Regions from separate parts of the Homo sapiens genome. Here region 2 is linked to region 1. Evidence: read pairs that join two places in POLR2A ChIA-PET (ENCODE). Cell type or tissue: HepG2. All regions are shown on one strand. Each heading gives the region's core, and the rest is flanking DNA. Links, peaks and the distances in the headings are about the cores only.

What was found. ChIA-PET counts read pairs that join two places held together with the same protein. Peaks named below come from ENCODE experiments on the same cell type or tissue, not always from the same donor. Only the 100,000 strongest peaks of a DNase experiment are listed, where the experiment ranks them.
Region 2: POLR2A ChIA-PET joins it to region 1 with 6 read pairs; 10 of 35 experiments call an interaction of 5 or more read pairs at or near these places.

Annotation. Positions count from the first base shown.
Region 1 is chr4:6,891,267-6,895,649 of GRCh38, reverse strand. No RefSeq gene overlaps it. Among named protein-coding and RNA genes, the nearest start is that of TBC1D14, 16 kb to the left of the region's middle. RefSeq lists an enhancer at 2,476-3,032. In HepG2, for the core only: a CTCF peak has its summit at 3,035; DNase peaks (open chromatin) are centred at 1,889, 2,662 and 3,089; H3K4me3 peaks cover 1,641 bases.
Region 2 is chr4:6,686,632-6,690,956 of GRCh38, reverse strand. LINC02481 (long intergenic non-protein coding RNA 2481) reads left to right here and starts at 438. Exons shown (of 3, transcript NR_147207.1): 1 at 438-658; 2 at 1,498-1,648; 3 at 2,061-3,509. RefSeq lists enhancers at 1,420-2,167, 1,169-2,368. In HepG2, for the core only: CTCF peaks have their summits at 759, 2,001 and 2,697; DNase peaks (open chromatin) are centred at 296, 796, 1,796, 2,666 and 1 weaker place; H3K4me3 peaks cover 2,129 bases.

The sequences.
Region 1 (4,383 bases), core at 112-4,111:
CTGCCACAGCCTCCCGAGTAGCTGGGATTACAGGCGCCCGCCACCATGCCCAGCTAATTTTATTGTATTTTTAGTAGAGATGGGGTTTCACCATGTTGGCCAGGCTGGTCTCAAACTCCTGACCTCAGATGATCTGCCAGTCTTGGCTTCCCAAAGTGCTGAGATTACAGGCATGTGCCACTGCGCCTGGCCTTTCTTTTCTTTTTCCTTTCTTTATCTTTTTTTTTCTTTTTTTTAAGAGTCTTGCTCTGTTGCCCAGGCTGGAGTGCAATGGTACAATCTCGGCTCAGTGCAACCTCTGCCTTCTAGGTGCAAGTGATTCGCCTGCCTCGCCTCCCGCATAGCTGGGACTACAGGCGTACGCCACGCCAAGCTAATTTTTGTATTTTTAGTGGAGATGGGATTTCACCATGTTGGCCAGGCTGGTCTCGTACTCCTGACCTTAAGTAATCCGCCTGCCCCGGCGTCCCAAAGTGGTGGGATTACAGGCGTGAGCCACCACACCCAGCCAATTCTTTTTTTAATGAGACGATCTGGTATTGCTAACTGAGGTTGGGGCTCAATCAGAAATGGATGGCGGGCATTTATTTTCAAATTTGACAGGCAAGGAGGAAGTCATCCATAAAGGTGCTAAGCTGCACCCCAACGGATACAGGATGGCGCAGGGAAGTGAGACTCTGGTGGCAAGAGGAGGCCCGTGCAGATCCGTGGAGCCCTCAGCTGCTTCTCCGCAGGAGCTCAGGGGCTGGTGGGAGGCCCAAGCTCTGAAACGGTGGGAGAGGTGCCTCTACCACACCTGCCCAGCTGGTAAGTTAAGTTCAGCAAGGTGTCCGGCAACCCTGGGAGGGGCGTGGATGCTGAGTTTACACTCCCTCTGAAGCGGGAGGCCTTTTATTGGGAAGCACTGATGGAGAACCCTCCCCGGTCCATCTGCCTCTGGGAGAGGGGTTGCCTTGCGTGCTCAGCACCCCGCAGCCTGGGGATTGCTGTGGGATCCTGGAGAACTCACCAGGGGTTCCCAGGCAGTGGGTACCAGCAACGTCCCTGTCTCCTCCTCCCTCCCCTAGACGGCCACCAGGCTGTGAGGGGTGAGAATGAGATCCAAGCATCTGCTGCAACTTTTCCTGCTGATTCTACCTGGGGTCTCTAGAATTATGCCCCATTGCTGGCCAGAAAACCTATTTCCATCTCTAACATTTTAAAAATCTTTTTTCTTTTTTTTTTTAAGACAAGGTCTTGCTCTGTCACCCAGACTGGAGTCCAGTGGTGCAATCATAGCTCACTGAAGCCTTGAACTCCTGGGCTCAAGCGATCTTCCTGCCTCAGCCTTCTGAGCCACCATGTCTGCCTAATGTTTTCTTTTGTAGAGATAGGAGTCTCACTATGTTGCCCAGGCTGGTCTCGAATTCCTAGCCTCAAGAGATCTTCCAGCCTTAGACTTCGAAAGCCATTTAAAAAAATATTTTCAAACAAGTTTTATTATGGAAAATGTCAAATACATACATAGTAGAGAGAACAGTATAATGAACCCCTGAGGCCTACCCTAACAGTGATCAATATTCTGCTCTTCTCACCTCCTCCCCATATTCTTCCTATTGTAAATTTCCCTGGATTCCTTTAGAGTATATCTCAGATACGTCAGTTCACATGAAGATACTTCAGCTTCTTCTGTACATGTCTCTAGAAGAAAGACTTTTTTGGAAGTGTAGTCATAATACTGCCAGCATATCTAATAACACTGACAATTCCTCAGTATCTCCCGCTAGCCCAGTGTTTCTCTAACAGTGTCTTTTTACAGTTTGTTAAATCTGGGTCCAAAGGCCACATACCGCACGTGGTTTATGTTAGGGTTGCACAGTGGTGAGACCTGGTTTTTTTTTCAGTGTATTGCAACGATGACTTTGCTAATTCCTCGTGTACAGTTACAAAGGGCCTTCCCTTCCATGAATGAGTAACCAAACTCACTGCCACGCTGGAGCTGGGGTGGGTGATCTCCATTTTCTCCAGACAAGGACACTCAGGGCAGAGGAGGGCAGTGGCCTGCACAGGACCCCAGCTCAGCCATCCCTGCACCAGGCCAAACCCATGCCCAGTCAGCAGCCCAGTGCTCCATTCACATTTGTACAGTGAGCTCATCCAACTGTGAGAAGGAAGAAAATACCATGGTGATCTTCTTTGAAAAGCTACAGAATTTCTAGCAGATTCTCTGCTATGCATCAGTGGATTTTTTTTCCCAGACCTGTTCAACAGGCAGTATTTTTTTTTTATCATGATTTGTTTTTTTGTTTTTATTTATTTAGAGACAGGGTCTCACTCTGTCCCCCAGGCTGGGGTGCAGAGTCTGTCACGGCTCACTGCAGCCTTGACTTTCTGGGCTCAGGTGATCCTCGTACCTCAGCCTCCCAAGTAGCTGGGACTACAGGCATGTGCCACCGTGCTCAGCTAAATTTTTTTGTATTTTTTGTAGAGATGGGATTTTGCCATGTTGCCCAGGCTGCTCTCCAACTTGCGGGCTCAAGCGATCTTCCTGCCTCAGCCTCCCAAAGTGCTGGGATTACAGGTGTGAGCCGTGGTACCCAGAATGCACCAGCAGATTCTGAAATCCCTCACCTCGGAGACCACTGCTTGCCCAGGACACAAATGGTGCCCCTGCTTACAACGTTTTTGTGCCCCCTGCTGCCTCCAGGGTGAAATCCAGATGCCGCCAGGAAGCATTCAAGGTGCCCCAGCCATCCCTCTATTCTCGTTTCTTCCCACATCGCCATACCCATCCCAGCCAAACCCAGCTGTGACACTGAAGTTCACATTCTGATAGACCATACTTCTGGTATGGCTTGAGCAGCTGATTTTAGGGGGCACCGAGGAAGAAACTGGCACCTGTGGAGCACCCATGTGTGCCAGGCCCCTCAGTCCCGGGTGCTAAAACTCCAGTTTTACAGAGGAGAAAAGGGTGGCTTGCAGAGGGCGAATGACCTGCCGAAGGCCACACAGTGGGAACCAGGATTAATTTCGAGCCAGGCACTCTGGCGCCACACACTGGGTTCTTCCTGCTCCCTCCTCCCACAGGGCTGGGAGTGGGGCTTGACCCTGGAAAAGGGGAGGGGGTGCATTTCTGTCAGCCAGGGCTCCTCCCGCCACGCCCTGTTCAGCTTCACAGTCCCTGGGAGGCTGTGTCCCCTAGAGGTTTCCGCTGCTTTCTTTGATCTGCAGCCACTTGCCGGAGAGCTGGACGCTGCCAAGAAGGAAACCACACACTGTCAGTGGCGCATCTGCAGAGTCATGGGGTGGAAACGGACCCTTCTGTGTCTCCTCCAGATGAAACGCGTCACTTATTCTGCAGGAAGGGCTGCACCCTGAGTGTATAAACCCTGACTGTGCCTCCCTCCTTGCCCACCCTGCCCCACGCTGCTGGTCAGGACAGAGCCGGGAGCGGCCTGCTGACTTCATGAGGCTCCTGGGGGGCCACCAGGCTGGGGAATTTGGGGGCAAGATAATGACACATCTTCTCATGCAGAGAGTGGGGCTTCAGCCCAAATCCCTCAAACTCCTGAAAAGTGGAGAAAGAGGGTGCAGCAGGCAGGCTGGGGAGGCCCTCTGGAGTTTATCTAGGAGAGGTTAAAGAGGAAGTTGTGATGCTATCATTGCCAGAGAACTAGAGCTGAGGGAGGGTGACTGATTCAGAAAAATAAAATGTATTACCAGCATCAGGGTTAGGGCCTAGTACGTAGTAGGTCCTTGATATATGTTATTGAATAAAAGTTTCCAAACCCTGTATGTAACAGCTTGGGGCCTAACCCTGGAGAGGGGCTACGGTGACTACCTCATTCTTCTAAATACTTTCAAACTGGGCCATGGAACTCCTTGCTGCCTAGTCAACAAGCTGAAAGTAAACCTTAGTAACACAACCCTTGGACTATGATAGAGTTTGGACATTTTGTTCCTGCCCAAATCTCTTGTTGAATTGTAATCCCCAATCTTGCAGGTGGGGCCTGATGGGAGGCGTTTGGGTCATGGAGGTGGATCCCTCGTGGCTTGGTGCCATCTCTGCAATAGTGAGTTCTAGTGCCAGCCGGTTGTTGAAAAGTGTGTGGCACATCCCCTGCCCCCACTTCCTCCTGCTCCGGCCACGTAAGACATGCCTGCTTTAGGCTGGGCACGGTGGCTCATGCCTGTAATCCTAGCACTTTGGGAGGCCGAGGCAGGCGGGTCACCTGAGGTCGGGAGTTTGAGACCAGCCTGACCAATATGGAGAAACCCCATCTCTACTAAAAATACAAAAATTAGCCAGGCGTGGTGGCACATGCCTGCAATTCCGGCTACTCAGGAGGCTGAGGCAGAAGAATCGCTTGAACCCAGGAGGCGGAGGTTGCGGTGAGCTGAGAT
Region 2 (4,325 bases), core at 1-4,000, 200 kb after region 1:
GGTGGATCACTTCAGATCAGGAGTTCGAGACCAGCCTGGCCAACATGCAAAACCCTGTCTCTACTAAAAGTACAAAAATTAGCCAGGCATGGTGGCGCGTGCCTGTAATCCCAGCTACTCGGGAGGCTGAGGCAGGAGAATCGTTTAAGCCTGGGAGGTGGAGGTTGCAGTGAGCTGAGATCGCACCACTGCACTCCATCCTGGGCGACAGCCAGACTCTGTCTCAAAAAAAAAAAAAAAAAAAGAGGCCAGATGAAGAGCTCGAACCACGAGCTTCTACATGTTAACCAGGGTAAAGAGCAACCGCTGACAGGAAGGGGCCCAGCAGTCAACCCCCGGGAAGGCCAGGATGTGGCCTTGTTTCGGCAAGGCCGCCCTATCACCACGGAGATGGGCAGGCAGGAGACATCCCCAGTCAGTCGGGCCCAGGTGGGGATCAGGAGGTTTCAGGAAAACACAAGCTATGCAGTGGGGCAGGTGAGGCTTGGCCTGCCCAGCCTGTCCTGAGTGTCATGGGAACAGCTCTGGAAGTGACTCCTCTGTCCTCTGGAATCTGGATCAGATGGGGCCTTCTCCAGACATCTGTGCTCAGCAGATGCGACAGACGGCCCCTCGAGTGTAGCCCAGGATCCAGCACCGGCCCAAGCAGGTGGGAGCTGTAAGTTGATCCAAGCTCTCCAGTCCCTGTGCTGGGCTGGGGGATGCACGATGAACGAGGCTGGGATCCTGGTGTCAGGGAGTACCAGCCACAGAGGGCGCCATGTGCATGGAGGAGGTGGCAAGGAAGAGGTGACTGGGAAGGGGAGAAGCAGAGAGGCCAGGAGGAGGGCGGGGCCTGTGCTGGGGGGTGGAGGAACTCATGCCCGGGAAGGGCATGGGGAGAGTGAAGTGGGAGTGGAGTGGGAGGCAGGCTTGGAGGAGTCGGTGCCTTGGGATGTGGGACAGTGAGGAACAAGGCACAAACAACCAGTCAGTGCTCTGGGGAATCAAGAAGTTGGGATGGGCAGCGGGGGTCCAGGGTGGAGATGGGCTGGAGGGGGAGGAGGGCACCAACCAGGGAAGGCCCCTCAGGGGCTTGATCCTGTAGTTCTGGGCCTCGCAGAGCCAGCCACACGTCCGAGCTCCTAGGTGATTTTAAGAACTAGCTCTTGCTGGGCCGCACCCAGGCAGAGCTGCCCGTTCAGTGGCTGGGCTGGCCCAGCACCTCCCAGGTGATCCTGTTGTGCCAGGTCAATGGTCTGGAGAGTTATCAGCCACAAGAGGCACCGTCAGGTTTGCCCTTTTGAGGCCCACATGGCCGCTGGTGTGAGACGCGGATGTGCACGGTGAGGCAGTGAGGGGCTGCAGGGTGAGGAGCCCCCAGCCATGTGCGGTTCAGGGTCCCCGCAGCACTCGCCCAAGGACACTGGGAGCTGGCGGAGGCCTGGGCAGGAGCAGGAAACTGAAGGAGGAGGAGGGGCCTCACTCATCACCTGATGAGATCTCCACACTTTGCAGAAGGGGAAACCGAGGCTCACAGCGAGGAACTTGGTCAACAAGCCCAGGCCCCTCCACCCTGCCCGCGTTTCCTGCACTGCACTGGATCAAACCGGTTTGATCCTTGATAATGCCTCCGACAAATATTTGATGAGGGAGGAGGCTGAGAGAGGTGAGGAAATCAGTTTCTCAGGGACAGGCTGGACACAGGGGTCATGCACCGGGTAGCTGTGAGGGCAGGGGTGGCGTCTCACCTCAGGGACACAGCTCCTGGGGAGGGCGGCAGAGACCCTGACAGTCTCGCCTCGCAGGCGTCTTTCTCCAGGCTAGAAACCAATGACTCATCTCTCAGGCTCTCTAGCAAACAGCGGGGCCCACACACCACAGTTGTGGTCGAATGTTTCCCTGAGGGCTACGGAGCCTGGTCTTGCCGAATACAAAGAGGAGGCTCTCAGCCGTCTGCTTTCTTCCTGCAGGAATCCTGGGCGTGATCTCCCTCGGCTACGTGCAGCCACGTGGAGACGCTGTGGGGATTCTTGTTGCTGGTGACTGAGTATTCCCAACCGGTAGTATTTGTTTTTTAGGGGCTGTGGAACAAATCACCACAAACTGGAGGGCCGAAAACACCAGCAATGGGCTCCCTCTTGGTTCTGGAGCCGAGAAGGCAGAAATGAAGGCGTCATCAGGGTTGCTCCTTCTGGGGCCTCAGAGCAGGACTCTGTTCCCTGCCCGTCCCCAGCTCCGGTGGTTGGCGGCCTTCCTCCGCCTGTGGCCCTGCACTCCAATCGCTGCCTCTGTTGTCACTTGGCCCCCCATGTGCCTCTGTGTCTCAGAAGGACACAAGTCATATTGAATTAAGGACCCTCCCTACCCCAGCATGACCCCGTTTTAACTTAGAACTTTCACAATGATCTGATTTGCAAAGAAGGCTGGATTCTGAGGTCCTGGGAAGGACATGAATTTTGGGGGATGCTGTTCACCTCAGTACACCGGTGCAGAGTTCGGTGACACCGCCAAGTTGCTTGACGGTGAGCAGCCTGGCATTGTAGAAAGGCAGAGGTTGACTTTAGTTTGGTCCCTGGCTTTGTCCTTTATTTGTTCTGTGACACCTTGGACAAGTTTTGTGACCCGAGTGTCAGTTTCCTAGGAACCAGTGACAATGATCAGAGATAGGGGGACTCAAGGGTAAGTAAAGTGCAGGATGAACTGCAGCGGAGCGTGTGAGGTGCCTGGCAGGTGTCGGCCACCCAGTGGCGCTCGAAGCACCTGCTGCTCCCTCCTTCCTCGCTCCCAGCTGCCTTCTCTGCTGGGAGCTCTTTGGAGAGGAGCTGTGTGACTGGTTCATCCTGTCCCTCGAGGAGCTACCAGTTCAGTCAAGGACATTGAGAAGCAGCGGATGGTGACAGTGCAGTGTGACAGTGGTGTGCTGTGGGAGCCCCATGGAGCGGCTACCCAGGCAGGAACGTCAGGGAGGCTTCCTGGAGGAGGTGGTGCTTCAGATGAGACTTGAAGGAGCAGAAGGTGTTTGCTAGACAAAGGGGCTTGCTTGGATGAATGGTCTTCAGAGCGTGGTCCCAGTAAGGAAGGAGACCACTACTACTCTTGCTGCCCTCCTCCCCCGACCTTGCCTAGTTTACAAGACAGGAGGAAAGAGAGAAAGCAAAAAGTTAGAAAAAAAAAAAAAAAAAACAGAAGTAAGATAAATAGCCAGAAGACCTTGGCACCACCACCTGGCCCTGGTAGTTAAAAAAAGTAATAATAATAATATCGACCCCTGACTTAAACTACTTGTATTATCTGTAAATTCCAGACATTGTAGGAAAAAGCATTGCAAAATTTTCTGTTCTGTTAGCTGATTCATGTAGCCCCCAGTCACGTTCCCCATGCTTGTTCGATTTATCATGACCCTTTCACGTGGGCCCCTTAGAGGTGTAAGCCCTTAAAAGGGCCAAGAATTTCTTTTTCCGGGAGCTCGGCTCTTAAGACGCAAGTCTGCTGATGCTCCCGGCTGAATAAACCTCTTCCTTCTTTAATCCAGTGTCTGAGGAGTTTTGTCTGTGGCTCCTCCTGCTACACCAGAACAGCAGGGCCGGCATCCCCTGAGCTAGAACAACCCTGAGGCAGGGCATCCACTGCAGGGAAGGCTGGGAGAGGGGCCAGAGAAACCTGTCAGGGGATTCTGATGTGTGCTCCGGTCTCAGGACATTCTCACAGGGGCGACAGGGACTGGAGCTGGGACAGAGTGTGGCACATCTGGAGAGATTGCAGCAGGGGCAGAAGCTGTGGGATAGGGAAGCAGCTCCATGTGGCGGGAGTCAGGGGGATGTGGATGGTGGGGGACAGAGAGCGGGATGAGGAATTTAGATATTTCCTAAAGCTGGAAGTCTGTGATTCTGCACCCCTGTGAGCTGCTGTAGAGTGGCTTTGGTGATGGACATGAAATATTAAACGCTGGCAAAGTGCCTGAACAGAAAGAAAAAGCCCACCTTCTCAAAGGAGATGCAGCAGGTTGCATAGTGTCTTCCAACCACCTTTTTTGGGCCAGGGTTCCATGTTCCACAGCCCCCCAGATCTGCGGGTCCCCACTACTCCTGCCTTCTCACTCAAGGCCTTCCTCAAGGCCACACCATCATCTCTGTTGAGTTGATTTCTTTTGTGAGTCAAGACTTCCAGGTGACAGAGTACCAGAAAACCCCTGACAATCTGGGGAGACTGGGTCCAAGTCCAGGACTGCCTGTGGTGGAGAGCACTCTGCTTTGAAGCATAGGGGACTCAGAGCACCTTCCTGCATGTGCTGACCCAGGCCTGGCAGATGCCCATCTAACATGCTAATGTCCTTCAGGCCAATG